2 separate regions of the Mus musculus genome follow, and region 2 is linked to region 1. A link is a loop called in an ENCODE intact Hi-C map of the cell type or tissue named here. Cell type or tissue: left cerebral cortex. All regions are shown on one strand.

Region 1 (8,000 bases):
AATATGTTACTTAGCTTCTCTGACTAGAGTAAGGTCCACTGAATGCAGAACTGTGGTCACTACTAGAACCCATACATCAAGTAAGATCTGGCACATAATAGCTATCCCAAAAACATATATTAAGTGAGTGAGACATGTAGCAATTCATTTTTTAATTGAGAATTTTCATAGATATAGAAAAAAACAACCAAATACAATGTTAAATAAAATTAGCAGAGTAAAAGGCATTTAAAACTAGTGTTATCCCAATTACATTCAAAGAAGACAACCAACCAAAATACCAATAAATAAAAGCAGAACTTTTACATAATATCCTCTAAGTTGTAGGGTGCTAAATGACATCTTACAATTGTGCGCACTCTCTCTCCCTCTCACTATATATATATATATATATATATATATATATATATATATATATATTATTATCTAAACAGATAAAAATTATTTCTCTCTGTAACTTCCCTTGGTTAAAATCCCTCTCCTAGGAAGAAAAAGCCACACTGCAAACATCAATGAAGCCATCTAGGCTGATACAAAAGAAAAAGAAAAAGAAAATTCCCAAAGGTCCACATAATTGACCTCTCTCATCTGATCCTAATCACTTATTCATTCAAGAGGCCTTTAATGAATACCTACTCTATGTTAAGGGCTAGGGCAGAGAAGAGTAAGTCCCACTCTCAAATGCTCAGAAATCTTAAATCCCTAACTGCAATACAACCATACAGGCAAAGCTGCAACACCATAAGATACATGTTGGGGAATGAGAACAGGATCTACCCTGAGTTCAGAAAAACAGGCCTAACTGGGATGGAGCTGAAGGAGCCAGAGTCCTGCAGGTCAGAAGTCAGAGTAAAGGAGTTAGGTATATGCTATGGCCTGAATACCTATTCCCACTGAAATGGTATTAGGATGTAGAAATAATGGGGTCCTAAGGATGCTGTCCTCATGAATGGACTAGTACCCCTCTAAGAAGACAGCCTCACATCCCTTCCACCTCCAAACCATCTGAAAACACAGCAATGAGACAGCCATTTGCAAACTAGGAAGAGGGTACCATGCCCAGTGCCAACAACCATTGTGGGTTCATACTTCCAGTTTGCACATTGTAAAAAGTAATCTTTGTTATTTAAGCTATCCCAGTTATAACGACCTGAACTAATAAGTATACAAAGGCAGTGTGTGTGTGTGTGTGTGTGTGTGTGTGATTTGAAAAACACAGGTAAGTAGTAGACTGAAGTAATTTCTCTTCTCAACCATTACTAAAACTAAGAATCTTATAACAAAAGACATATTAACAAGGAAAAAGCATATACATCTATTCAATGTGAGCTTTCATGACACAGAACCTTCAGAAATAAATCCCTGTGTGTGTGGTCAATTTGATGAAAAGCAGTAAGTTCTACAGAAACATGACTGAACAAGGTGCTATGACTTAAAAGACCAGCAAGGTCTGTTTGTTTGGGTTCTTCTGTGTCCCTTCATCTTAAGAAATAAAAGTACTATTTCTTTTCCTACAAGCATCTGACAGGTAGCTCTAACACAAGAGCCTTATACAGGAAGTCTGCTTCAGGTTAGCAACAACTTCCTGCTTCTACTGTTTCCCCAACTGCCAATGTACGACTTGGGGATGACCATGCCCTAAACACCATCGATATTATACATACAGGATAGCATCTACAACAGTGACTCCCAGCCCTTACTGTCTTTATTAAACCTTATTTAAAATGCACAAAATTTGTTGTAAATATATATTCTTGGTCATCATCTTCCTTCCCCAAAAGCCTACTTTGTTCCTGAACTGAGTAGTCATATGATTTTTAGTTAGCAGTTACTAACATAATTGCAATGGAGGTTGCAAACACACCAGACATTAAAAATCAATGTTTTAAGATGAACGATGGGGTCATGGGGAGGGGGAAGATTTGAAAAGGCTTTGAATCCGCACTAAGGTCTTTGGATATTATGTTTAAAACAATATTATGTTTAAAACTTGAGATTTTTTTTTTTTAGCAGATGAATAACAATCACATTTGAGGTGCAGAATATAAAACAGACTGCCAGAACCTGAAAGTAAATCTAAAAGGAGCCATTCGAGGGGTGACTGCCACAAATTCTAGACAAGAGTCAACAAATGATTTGGAGGTCTTTATGAAATAGAAATGGGCAGGGCTTGATGATCAACTGATTGCAAGAGGTGAAGGACGAGGAAACGGAGCCAGGTTTTGTGCTTGGGCAACGGATTGTTAAGTGATTTCAAGGCTTTGGATTTACATTGTAGGTTTGTGGGGAAACAGTGTGCAGTTAAGGAGACTCTAGACTGTTCCACCTGCTGGAAGGCTGGAACATCACCCAAGTAGAGAGGGGCATGGAACGAATATCGGACAGTCGACAACACTCTGAGTGGACTGTCTTTTTAAAAAGCCACGCCCACCCTGTCTTAAATGCTTTCTATATTATTAAAAGATGAGGGAAATATGCAGGCAGCCTAGTGTGCAAAGAGGACTGGCCAAGGTGCTTAACGAAATCCTAGCTTTGTCGTTTACAGATGGTGAGACCCTGGATAAGTCAATTAACATTTTCCCTAGAGAAAAAGGGAAACACCATTAATTTTTGCAGTGAAGCAGTTGTGAATAAAATCTGTATTTGTCTTCACAATCTGTAATACATTCAGTGTATATTCCCTTCTCAGTAGCCAAAATTTTCATTCTCACTAATGTCAGTTAAAAATCTCAAATTTTATGCCTAAATTAACATATCTTTGCCTTCCAAACAGGCTTTCCCCAAACCCAAAAACTCTCAAATTCTGACCCTCTTCTGACAAGAAAAGTAGGGGTTTTCTCACTAAAGAGCTTTTTAGAACAGATTCTAGTCATCCACATCTGCAGAACCTAATAAATAGAACGAATGAACCGACCCACCCTTTAGGGTTCAAATATTACTGGCCCCGTTTTTTTGTTCCGGAGTACCCCACAGCCCAAGGTGGGAAGTAGCTGAGGGGTTCACAGGTTAGGGACGGCTCTGGGACTCGAACCGGCACACCTGACTCGCAGGGACAACGGGCGTGCACGCCATGCTGGCCCGGCCCAATCTCCCCTCCTCCCGCCCCACCGCAGTCAGCAACCGCGTGGCCGATCCCCGGACGCCAGGCGGGTTCCCCGGACGCTCTGCTCAACGCAGCCACCAGCGGCTGCGCTCCACACCCTGACAACACACATCCCGCGGCCCTAGCTTGCTCCCCGAACTCACCGCTGCCCGCCGCTCAGCGCCCGGCCTTTCCTGTGTGCTCTCACAAAACTCTCCCTCTCTTTTCAGGGAAACCGCTCCCTCTGCTCTCGGGTTCCGACGCGGAGCAGCGCGAGCCAGGCGGGGGCGAGCCCTCCCGTGACCTAGGGATGGGCTCGCAGCAGCCACCGCCCTCCCTTCCCTTTCTCTCACATTACTTGTTCATTCAATCTTTCATCTATCCATCTGTCGCCAGCCAGTCGTTTCTGGAAAGTTCACAATACATAATAAGAACAGTTTTACGATTTGGAACTAAATCAGAAAGTAATTAAATGGCTAAGGCATAGTGGTAAATGAAACAAAATAAAACAAAACCCAGCGACAGGGCGGGAGATGAGGAGGCACTGTGTTAAATTAACGAGCGGAAGTTTGAGCTCCAGAGAGCAGGAAGATGATGATCAGGTCTGGATGCACGGAAGAGCAGGGTGGGGTGGGAGTGGGGCTGAGGCTGGGGAAATCAGGCACAAAATCACAGAACCCTTAGGCCTGTGTGCTGGAGGCAGAAAGAGCTATGAGAAAAGGGAGCCATGCAGCAGGAGAGCCCACAGGGGTGTTGGACAACAGAAAAATGTGTCTTGTTAAAATATAAAGATCGCTGGGCTGAAGATGAAGGGCAGGTGCAGAGAAGCTTCCTGTTAGCTGCCTTACACCAAGGCAGTTACAAAAACTTTTTATCTTGCCACCTTTCACTGCGAGGAAGATGTCAACAAAATAAAACAGATTTTGCTGCAAAGAGGACTCTTAGAAGTCTGCCCTGAGGGCACAACATTGCTGTCTTAAATGGGAACAGTTTTTCAGTAGGAACATCTTCAAATGGGAACTCGCCTGAGATGTCCCAAGACTGGATCCACTAATATTTGATCTCTAGGGACTCCCATCTTCCACAAGATGTACAAGCAATTAAAGGTTACTGGGCCAGAGGGGCTGAGGAGTGTTGAGGGAACTTCTTCACTGGTATTGCCTCCTCTAAGTTGCTCATGTTCCTATAGGTAATTCCTCACTACCCCAATCAAATTCATGGATCCACAAATCTAGACTTTAGTGGAATCATTTCTTCGGGGTCTGTTCCTGTCACTATCTGGAGAAAATAGACATTTCTTCACTGCTGTCTCCCTAGGAAACAGGAAATAAATGTATTCTGAGCCAAGTATGAATGGCAATGGTTTTGGAACACAGATTCAAGTTGCCCTGAATGACACGTTCCACCGTAGAATAGGTTAGTTGGACACTTATGAATCAGAAAATAAAATAAAGCCATGAGCCCATTTGTCTTAGTCAGGGTTTCTATTCCCGAACAAACATGACCAAGAAGCAGTTGGGGAGGAAAGGGTTTATTCAGCTTACACTTCCATATTGCTGTTCATCATCAAAGGAAGTCAGGACTGGAACTCAGACAGGTTAGAAAGCAGGTGCTGATGCAGAAGCCATGGAGAGATGTTCCTTACTGGTTTGCTTCCCCTGGCTTGCTCAGCCTGCTCTCTTATAGAACCCAAGACTACCAGCCCAGTGATGGTCCCACCCACAAGGGGCCTTTCCCCCTTGATCACTAGTTGAGAAAAATCTCATGGAGGCATTTCCCCAACTGAAGCTCCTTTCTCTGTGATAATTCCAACTGTGTCAAGTTGACACAAAACTAGCCAGTACAATTGACCCCTTGTCAACTTGACACACAAACACATCACTAGTAAGCCTCAACCCTTACATTCTTATTCATCCCCAAGATCTAAATAACTTTAAAAGTCCCACAGTCTCTACATATTCTTAAAATATCCATCTCTTTTAAAACCCAAAGCCTTTTTACAATTAAAAGTCTCTTAACTGTGGGCTCCACTAAAAATAGTTTCTTACTTCAAGAGGGAAAAACATCAGGGCACAGTCACAATCAAAAGCAAAAATTAAACTCCAACTGTCCAATGTCTGGGATCAAACTCACAATCTTCTGGGCTCCTCCAAGGGCTTGGGTCACTTCTCCAGCCCTGTCCTTTGTAGCACTCATTTTGTCTTCTAGGCTCCAGCTGCCTGTACTCCACTGTTGCTGCTGTTCTTGGTGGTCATCTCATGGTACTGGCATCTCCAAACACTGTAGTCTTTCGCTGTAACTATGCTTCACCAACAGCCTCTCATAGGCTCTCTTCATGGTGCCAAGCCTCAACTCCTTTACATGACCCCTTCTGTCCTGGAAAATCAATTGCAGCTGAGGCTGCACCTTCACCAATGGCCTTCCATGGCCTCTCACTGTGCTGAGCCTCAGCTGCTCTGCATGACCTCTTCATGCCTTCAAAACCAGTACCACCTGGGTGAATCTTACACATTACCAAGTCCAGCCACAGCACAAGGTACAACCTTGGCCATCTCTGGAATACAGCCTCTGTGCTCTCAAAAACACTTCCCAGAAGATGTCACCTCAATGATGCTGGTCTCTTCTTAATCACTGCTAATTTCTTAGCTCCAGCTAACCAGCATCAATAGTCCCAGAAATGCAAAGTTTTTGCTTTAGTTGTTCTGGTATATTGTTAATCACAGCTGATTCTTCAGCCCCAGCTAACCAGAACTACAGAATCTTCACAATCAAAACAGCAATGGCCCTGAAAAGAGTCTTTAATTTTCCCTCTGAAATTTCACAAGCCAGGCCTCCATTTTCTGCACTGCTCTCAACATTATCTTCCAAGCTCCTACACAATATCTCACAGAGTTTTTAACAGCAAATGGATCTTCTGGCCCAAAGTTCCAAAGTCCTTCCACAGTCCTCCCCAAAACATGGTTAGGTTGTCACAGGAATATTCCACTCTGCTGGTTACCAATTTGTCTTAGTCAGGGTTTCTATTCCTGCACAAACATCATGACCAAGAAGCAAGTTGGAGAGGCAAGGGTTTATTCAGCTTACACTTCCATACTGCTGTTCATCACCAAAGGAAGTCAGGACTGGAACTCAAGCAGGTTAGGAAGCAGGAGCTGATGCAGAGGCCATGGAGGAATGTTCTTTATTGGCTTGCTCAGCCTGCTCTCTTATAGAACCCAAGACTACCAGCCCAGGGATGGTCCCACCCACAAGGGGCCTTTCCCCCTTGATCACTAATTGAGAAAAATGCCTTACAGTTAGATCTCATGGAGGCATTTCCTCAACCGAAGCTCCTTTCTCTGTGATAACTCCAGCTGTGTCAAATTGACAGAAAACTAGCCAGTACACCATTTAAGATGTCAAGTAGGCAGGAAACAGCACCACAGAGAAATCTCTTCCATAGGTTTCAGATGCCATGTGATGGATGACCTTCTTAGATTTGGGTTGGTGGAAGTTTACAGTTATATCATTCCTAAAGTTTTAACTAGTAGTCACAAAGATGGGTTAGGTAGAGAGTTTGGTGGTAAATAGCTACTACAGGCAAGAGAGAAGAAATTTGGCTATCCATCTGTGACATTCCATCTCCCCACTGTCATGAAGTTCTAATCAGTCTACTGGTCTGCAGACTCTTGAATAGCAGTGTACCTTTTTTCCATACAACTCTAGTCCACAGACAACAAAGGCTAACCACTGAGGACAGCTGTGGGCCCACATCAGCATTTGCATGATTTATTTATCAAAACGGTCTTTATCTGCCAATGTATTTAACTCCACCTACATTGCTGTCAATATAAAATCAAAATCCTTCACCCCTCACTTCTGTCACCTGCTTAAATGTTATTGTTCTTTGTTTGGAGTGCCATCTAAGACAGAGTTCTAAGTCACCAATTTGAGCTTCCTCCTGATGGTCACATATTAATAATTATGCTTGTTTTCTCATGTTAATCTCTTTCTTTCTTTCTTTCCTTCTTTCCTTTTTGGGAGTGGAGAGGTCTTCCTCAACTCTTCCTCAAGGACAGAGAAATTAAGCCCCTTTCCTGCATGGGAAAGCTTTTTTGGACACACCACTCAGTAGAATAGGATTCTGTCAGCAGAATTGTTGGGTCTGGTTTACATTTTACAGATATCTCTAGTGCAGTCAGTGGACTCGTAGTAACAAGAGAGCTACACGAACACTGTGCTGATGCAGACCTCCAGATAGTTTAAATTCAGCAACCCTCATGATGGAGGGGGATCAAGCCAAGCAACACAACTTTCTCTCTTCTTTCTTCCATCATTCTGTCACTCAGCATCTGCTGAGAGGCGTGTGATGGGCCGCATGGAAAGGTCTGAGGCTGGCTTCAAGTTTAGTGCCCTCCATGGTGCCCACCCCCACAGGGCTTGCAATCTACCTTCACAAGTCCCATTTCATTTGTTTATAACTTAGACTCCAGATGAATGCTTGAAGAACAACAAAAACATCTGATGAGGTTAAGTGCAGTAAACCATACTCTGTCCTACTTTTCACTGGGACAGTGTGACTTTCCCACCACTCTCCCTGGGAATAGTGTGAACTTCCAACCACTCTCTCCATTTGTCCATTAGAAGATGGGAGAACATCATGCTTTAAAACAATCCCTTAGTGTTCTAAAATAGTTTACTGCTGAGGGAGTCGGTGAATTACTTTCGGAATTTCTTTTCCAACTATCTAACCTGTTCATTTGTGGAAATGAGTCTGTGCAACTGCTTGACTGGAGGCTTGAAACCCCCGAGACCTGTGGGATGATCCAAGGAGAAGGCAAAGAACATGCTTTAGGATTGGGGGCGAGGGGGAGTCCTGAAAATGGGGACAGTGAACTTTGATCAGAAAATGATAGTTTTAAAAAGCCTTAAAAATAAT
Region 2 (8,000 bases), 150 kb before region 1:
GGGTAGTTATACAGGATAAACCCACACCTGAAACTGACAGACATGTCCAGGGAATGAACAACTGCAAATACTGCTTCAGCAGTAATCTCTGCATTATGAAAAACTCAAGCTCAAGATCAACAAATAAAGGAAAAGTCTGTAGGGGAGAAAGGATAAGAAAGCAGAAAGCAGAAAGCAGCCCCACAGAACAAACTTTATGCTCTTTATCTTGAGCTAAAAAAGCAAATCTTAGGTTTAAGAAAATCTCTATTACAAAAAGAAGTATTTCTGTGAGTCTTCTTTGAACCCTGTATAACACACTCTTGAAGAACTCATCAGACAGTGGGGCAGGAGGGGGTGATATCCACACTATAAGCTCTATTTACACTAAGTTTTCACAGCTAGAGGTGCAGGGTAAAATAAACCAAATGTAGGATGGGTTGCATACTGTGAAAGTATCTTTTATTTGCTTGAAGTAACTGTTGTCTCCAAGGATTACTTTTTATTTGCCCGAAGAAAGTGTTGTCTCCAAGGCTTGCTGTATGCTAACCTAGGCCTCCTCCTGGAAGCTTCTAGCCTTGTACAATCTTAGTTCTACAATGTTTTCAACCTCTGAAACTTGCTGCTGAATAAGCTCACTCTTAGTCTTTCTGAACTCTGGCCAGCTGGTAAACTCTGCTGTTATAGCTCAAATTCCTCTCCAAGCTGACTGATTCAACCTGGCTTCTCTTGGCCTCTCACTGAATTGCTCTGGTTGGCCTCATACTAACTTTAGCAATATGCTCTAATCTTCTGGCTCCTTCTGTCCTCACAACCTGTCTCTCTATAACCACCCCAGTAAAACTGCCTCCTCTCTCTGCATTGACCCTCAGGCACCTTCCCTTTCTGTTCTCATGAGAGTTGGCCATATCCTATTCTGTCAAATCTTTCTGATTCACTTTGTCTGCTAGTCAATTAGACATCACTTTCAAATATGGGTGCTTCCTTCTACAAACAAATTTTACCTTCATTGTTTGGGATTAAAGGGCAGCTCTGTATTTCACCTAGAGAGATTAAAGGTATGTGCTAAGGCTGAGCCACATTGAAACTAGAAACAGTTTGGGTGTTTGTTTGTTTGTATCAGTAAATAACACAATCTCAGGGTTCACAGTGTGATCAAATATCCTGCAACCCATGGCTGAACACAGTCCACCAGATTATAGTACTTTGAGAGTATTAGCAAAGCACTGTAAATAACATTGTAAACTCAGACTCTGGTACTTACATCGTTCAAGAACCAAACTGCTGGCTACTTCAGACTCATGTCTTACAAACTGACGAAATACCTAAAGGAGAACAAACACGTAATATGGTTTTAAACTTTTTAGAAAAGAGAAATGCCAATAGAAGACCTACTCATATTTATTCACCATTTAATCAACAGTTCCTACAAGTTCCAGAAAAGGACAGCAAAGGAGAACAGAGTAGAAAGTAGACTAGAAAGCAATCAGTGCTTTATAGAGCAACTGAGTAAACATAAAAAGCAATTGAGTGGTATGATATTTAAACATACTGTATATTAAGCATCATTCTAAATTGTAGGCAATAAGAAAACTAGTTAAACAGTAGCAAATATCCATTACATTTGTTGTATATCTTTTTCACATTGAAATAAGCACTATGGATAAAATCTTACAAGGTCTATAATACATTTTTTTTCTGATTGGTTGTTCAAAAACCATAAGGAAATGGACATCTCAAATGTTTGGCCTAGAATGTTCCATCTAAGAGTGAGCACTGACAATGAAGAGCACTGATTTCGTGAGGCTGCTACAGAAGGTCAGCAGCTTCTTAGTGAGCTTGGCGCAGTGGAAACCTCATTCCTTGAGGAGATCACAGAAAAGGAGTACAAATAATATGGTTCAAAGGTATGGCAATGAAATCATAATTAGTGAAGAAGAATGCAGCTCTTAACACACTAAACAAATTACACTTTTACCATTTAATCCTTAACTTTTGTAGACACAAAGTCAAATTACCCTTACCATAGTTCCAAGGAAAGTTAAGCCCAGAGAGTCACCACTTGTCCAGGAAACTAGGAATTCAGTGGTGATTTATGCCTTACAACTCCGGGCTGTGTGGCACCAAGCTTGTTTTTCCAATTTGCCCTCTGCTGTCTTACAGGCATTCTGTTCTATGGTTACCACGCAGGTAAGAAGAGTCTACATCACTACACACAAGAGAGTTCAGAGAGCTAGACATGTTCTAAGAGAGAAACATTTCGCACGTGGCAGCATTGTTAATATAGCAGGCAGGGATCCCCCACACGGGAAAAAAAAAGGGACTGGCAGGCAGGCCAAAGAATTCTTTTAGGACCTGCGGGCACTGCAGGCTTCAGGCAGTGGCTGAGGGTGATGCTGTTTTTGTCTGTCACTCTCACTGTTAGTGAGTTAGAGAGTTAGAACTTCTCACACTCACTTTCAAGGACATTCTACCATATAAGAAGGGTCATTTCAACTGGTCCGTGAGAGCTGCTGTGTTCGTAATTTCCAGTTATGCAACTTCTCCATGCAAATGAAGGCAGAGACAGGCTACAACTCTGAGGTGACAGGTTACCACATTATGATTTCTAAACCTAGCTTTTTAAAAATTCCAATTGGGACCTCTTTCCTTCCCTGGTCTTTTAATACCGGCCTTCTCTCTCCATACCACTCAAATGAACACCTTTTCCTGGAGTGATTTTAGCTATATACTATCACTAAGAATAAATATAAGAATAAGATGTTACACGATACAGGACCAAAATGCTACTCAGTTCCTTTGTCACGATCACAGAAAATACTAATGTGACAGATTCAGAAGAGCCAGTGTTCATTAAATGTTATAAAATAACAATATGCCTCATCTTAGGAACATACACATAATCTAGTAGAAAAGAAGAAATAGGGAGAGGATTATTTCAATACCCTCAAAATGCAAACTTACTTCCCATTTGGTTTAAAAAGATACTATAGTATAACTTCAATTTTAAAAGGCTCAGAGTATGTGTGGATTACAGTAAGGAGCTAAGGATAGACCAACTTAAGAGTAGGATGGGGAAGACAACAGACTTTTATAACGAATTTGACTCATTAGTCTTAAGAGGAGAAGAAAAGTAATAGATTTTACATTAGGAGAATTTACAAGACTTGGTACCCACGTGCCACACTGAGGAAAAATGGTAATTAAGGCCTGCTTAAGGCTGGCTAGAGTAGAGGACACCCGACTAGATTGCAGAATGGTCATGAATTTGTGGCAAGAAGTGAGCTCTGCTCTCTGGATAGCAAGATGGGAGTGGGGAGGAGAGGGGCCAGAAGGTCATAAAAGACCAGAGCCATATGGGACAAGGTTAGAAGAAATCAGGTGCGATGGGGCAGGCCTGAAATACCATCGGTGACAAAGTAGAAGCAGGAGGAGGAAGGTTCTTGGTCATCTCAGCCTAACAGTGAGTCTCAAGATAGTCTTAACTATGAGTGGCTGTCTCAAAAACAGCAAAACAAAAATGATAATAATAACTTACATAATTAAATGAATACTCTGATCTAAGCACTGGTAACAAATATTTACTAAATTAAATTCATGAGGTGTACTACATATGCGAATACACTTTAAAAATCATTTTTGATTCAGTAAACATTATGAGCTTCACACACACATAAACACACACACACACAAAATCCCTTCTGAATCTCCCACATCAAATAAACACATAGAACACGCTGGATAGGCGTAAGAATCTCGTGCTTATGTATGCAAAATCGAAAAGCAACAAAACAAAACATGGCTATAGACTATGGAAACACGGTTGGAGCACTCACTAATGTAGAAAAGTGACTACCTGTAACACAGGTCTTCGAAACATGGCTTCTGTTTTTCTTACAACCTAATCTTTAGGCTTTTCCTAAAGGAAAGAAAGAAAAGAGAAAAATGATAAATCAAGAAACTACAGTATCCATCAAGAACACACATGCTCTCTAGTCCTAAATCCTAAGCGCGTCCAGCTTCTCGTGCACCCAATTTGCAACCGCATTTTTTGCACGTGTGGGGAGTTCCTTTCTTTTTGAAAACAAAAACTGAGCGAGACAAAAGAAACTCTGTGGTTCTGGGTCTCAACCAGCAGAAAAGAGGGGAAAAACCTGTTCTCACTTGCAATCCATTGTCTGCTAGATTTCTTTACAATAGAAGTTGTCTCGGACATTTTTTTTTCCAACTTGTTCTGTTATTCTAGACCCCTAAAACTGTCTCTACAAACAGTGCGGGCACAGTAAACGCTACTCCGAAAGGACGCAAATCAGTGCCTTCGTCCCCGTTAGCGCTGAGTAAGCCCGGCTCCCCAGCCTCGCCGCGGGGGCAAGAGGCTGCTCTTCCCCCAAAGTGGCGCTCGCGAGCAGCACAGGGAACGGCGGGGGACACTCGGACTCCAGCGAGGAGCCGCACAACTCCTCCCGAGCCCCGCACGCGCCCGTGCACTCGGGAAACACAACTTCGTGCCAGCCTTCTCCCCTCCCTCACCGGACACGCAGAGCCCGACCGCCAGCGGCTCGCTTCCGGCGCACGGAGCCCGCAAAGCTCGCGAGATGCAAGGAAAGACAGGAAATCTCTGAAGTGCGTCGTTGAAATGCCGCCGGCTGATGTCGCCGGAAACACGACCCCTCAATTTAGAAGTGCCAGGAACTTCTGTCCAGGCGGAAGTGGGCGGATCAACGATGCCACCTGTGGGTAGTTTTACGATTTTGGTTTTGTTTTTTTGTTGTTTGGTTTGGTTTAGTTTGGTTGTTGGGGTTTTTTGTTTTGTTTTGTTTTTCCTGATCTCCACCCTCGCTCCGGTAGTGGCCCCGCACTGGCTAACCAAACTCTGGCCAGAACTCTATTCCCAGCCCTAAATTGAAATTATTTGATGTTCCCAGCCTGGGAAAGGGAGTGAGGTAGGTGAAATAAAACATATTTGAGCCCCTGGAGGAACTAAAACCGACACAAGTCTCCTAATGCAGTAAGACTGAAGAATTAATTGCTGTCAAAACCTCGGTGATCTAGATATGTTAACATGTTAAGTCAAAAAATTCAAGAAACACGTGAGGAGCAAAATTTTTAACATCTTTATTAAGTACCGGTCCCAAACTGTGCCTAAGGCACAAGAGAAATGCGCCCTTATATTATGTATTTGTATATATGTTTTCCCTAAAACATTAAAAGTTTATGAAATTCCAAAACATTTTGAAGAAGTGTTAAAAGTCAAAACGTTGCTTTATTTTAAAGCAAAGTGTAATTAAGATTTTACTTTTATAGAAAGAAACTGATCAGTATTTTTTAGATTTTTTTTTTTCATTTTGTGTTTCAATTCTACATCTTTGGCAGTTATTCTAGATGGAAAAGCTTAAAAGAAAGAAAGAGAGAGAGAGAGAGAGAGAGAGAGAGAGAGAGAGAGAGAGAGAAAGAGAAAAGAAAAAAGACACTGTCTCGCTGTGTATCCCTGGCTGGCCTGAAACTTGGATCTCATGTAGACCAGACCAGGCTTGTCTCTAACTCCCAGAGATTCCCCTTGCTGCATCTACCTCCCTAGTGCTGTGATTAAAGGCATGTGCCATCACATCCAGCACTCAGTGACAGTCTTAAACAATCTCAAGTAACTTAAGCTTGTTGATCTTGTATTTGGTAATATCATGTTCATAGTAAAATTTCTTAGTTTTAACATTTCCAAAATACTGCATTGAGACATCTTTTCTTTTGATTGCTGACTTTCTTTTGCTCCTCTAAATCCTATGTTGTTTACCCTAATCCTGGCCCTAGTGAAGTAACGCACTTATGAATCCTACAAATTAAGGAACCCAAGGCAACAAGATTCAGTGGGGCTCCAGTGTTAGACAGAAGGGAACTCCAAACCATTCAAACAGACACACTGCCTCCTAAGGTCCATTCTTTCTGATTTTAGGAGGGGGGGGGGTCTGAATTATTGTCTGGCTCACTAGTGACGCCTTTATAGATGTTTACTTCCCTGTACTTTTACCTTTACAAAGTTGATTTCCTGAAATAACGAGGCACTGAATTGGACAGGGACACACACACACACCCTAGTAATAAGAAGACATCCCACCTGCTACATTAGTTCAATGGTTTCCTCTTTATGAGCTTTGGAGGCAAGACAAAGGAAAAACAAAGTTGCTCCTTTTCCTCCAGAGAGAAATCCCGCCCGCCCACCTCGCAAGCTTTGTTTCAGTGGTCCCAGACTTGAACTGTGGAGTAAATCTTAACTCTGTTTCCCCATTGCAGACATCTATTGGCTCATGTATAGCCAGTTCTGTTCTTCACTATCCCGTTAGTTTTGCCTTTGTTCTATTTGAAGAATGTAGAGAAGGTTGGTTAAAGAAAAATATAGACAACTGAAACTTGAGAGCACCCTGCCTTAACGTTTTATAAAGAACCCCTGAATGGGGAGTCTTGACTGAGCCCTGTTGTCCACCCAGAGAGGAACTGACACATTCTCCTTCCTTGGCTGGTTATCTGGAAGAAGCTGCAAGTCCTGCTCCTTCATGGTTTCCTTTTAACAACAACAACAAAAAAAAGGTATTACAATGGATATGTTCTTGTACAGTGTGAGGGAGAGACTGTAACTGAGGTATTGCTTCTGGTAATGTTCCTTCTTAGTGCAACAGACACTTCAACCTCGGTCAGCTGTCCATATCCCCAGAATCTGAAATACAGCCCTGTACACACTTTAAAAATGCTCTCCTCAACTAGTTACTCCCTCCCTCTTTTGCATATTGTATTATAAATGACCATGAAGGTATGCCATCCCCATTGATGAGCTCCTAGAACATAAAAAGCCTGTTATAAAAAGCCTAGCTTACAGTGTACCTAGAAATTTCATGGGGGAACACAAAAACATGAGTGGAAATATGACTTCGGGCATATTCAAATTCAAGTAAGCCAAAATGTTGAGGAACCAAAAAAATTTTCACTGGGGGAAAAAAAAAGGCTCAAAATTTTTGTTAGAGATACAAGAATCTATAATATGCTCCAATGTCATTATAGGGAAACCCAGAACCCTTTCCATAGGCAGAGAGGGAGGGGAAGACACCACATGAAGTGCTTTGAATGAGAAGGCCCCCAGAGACTGGATGTTTAATGTTTACCGGGGATGTGGATCTGTTTGGAAGGAATCAGAAGGATTTAGAGATGTGGCAGCTTCTTTGGGATACATGTGGTTTTCTTGGAGGAAGTGTGTCACTTGCAATGGGCTTTGAGGTTTTAAACCCTCCACCAGGCCTAGTGTCTACCAGTGTGCTGCCTTCAGATCAGGATGGGAAGCTCTCAGCTACTGCTCCCAGAGCCACGCCGTCTGCTTCCCACCGTGCTGATAATGGACTAACCTCTAAAACTATAAGCAAGCCCTTAAGGAAAAGCTTTAAAAAAAAAATTAGAGTTGGCCTCAGTCATGCTGTCTCCTTCCAACAGTAGAGCAGTGACTAAGGCAGAGCAGGAGAGAGAATGGCAGGAGGAGGGAGACTGACTGATTTGATCAAGTAGTTCACCTGTGGACACAGCCTTCCCAGTGAAAAGTGATGGCAGCCTGTGGCACTGGAGCTATGCTCAGCTTGAATCTCTAATAGTAGTAGACTATGAAGAGATACCCTGCACATCACATCCTACACTCTCCTGACCCTGCTCAGAGCCAGAGCAGTTAGCATTCTCTCTCCCCTTGGTGATCCAGCAAATGCCAGCCTTGGGAACAGAGGAAAAGCAGCAAACCCTAGCTGTGGCCAGTTGTAAAACTACACCAGCTTCTGGTAGCACAAGTTACTTCTCCCAGGTCACAAAGGTCCCTTTCCAGCTGCATGGTTCTGCCACGCTGTCTAAACAAAAGGTATCAGGTTTGAAGGACAGCATTCCTTTACCCTCTCATGTAATGCCAAGGCTTGGAAACACTGCTTGTGTTTTTTCCTTTTCCTCTAATGCCAAGGCTTGGAAACATTGCTTGTATTTTTTTCCTTTATAAACCCCCTTCA

What was found. Peaks named below come from ENCODE experiments on the same cell type or tissue, not always from the same donor. Only the 100,000 strongest peaks of a DNase experiment are listed, where the experiment ranks them.
Region 2: a loop joins it to region 1, with 9 times the contacts of the local background. A loop is called at or near these places in 19 of 42 quality-filtered maps.

What each region holds. Positions count from the first base shown.
Region 1 is chr6:40,320,777-40,328,776 of GRCm38, reverse strand. Agk (acylglycerol kinase) reads right to left here and starts at 3,299. Exons shown (of 16, transcript NM_023538.2): 1 at 3,247-3,299. In left cerebral cortex, no CTCF peak of the experiment used is centred here; DNase peaks (open chromatin) are centred at 3,208 and 3,624; H3K4me3 peaks cover 1,445 bases; H3K27ac peaks cover 1,024 bases.
Region 2 is chr6:40,467,969-40,475,968 of GRCm38, reverse strand. Ssbp1 (single-stranded DNA binding protein 1) reads right to left here and starts at 4,554. Exons shown (of 6, transcript NM_028358.2): 1 at 4,510-4,554; 2 at 3,836-3,898; 3 at 1,244-1,304. The coding sequence starts at 3,859. In left cerebral cortex, a CTCF peak has its summit at 4,394; a DNase peak (open chromatin) is centred at 4,591; H3K4me3 peaks cover 1,734 bases; H3K27ac peaks cover 1,101 bases.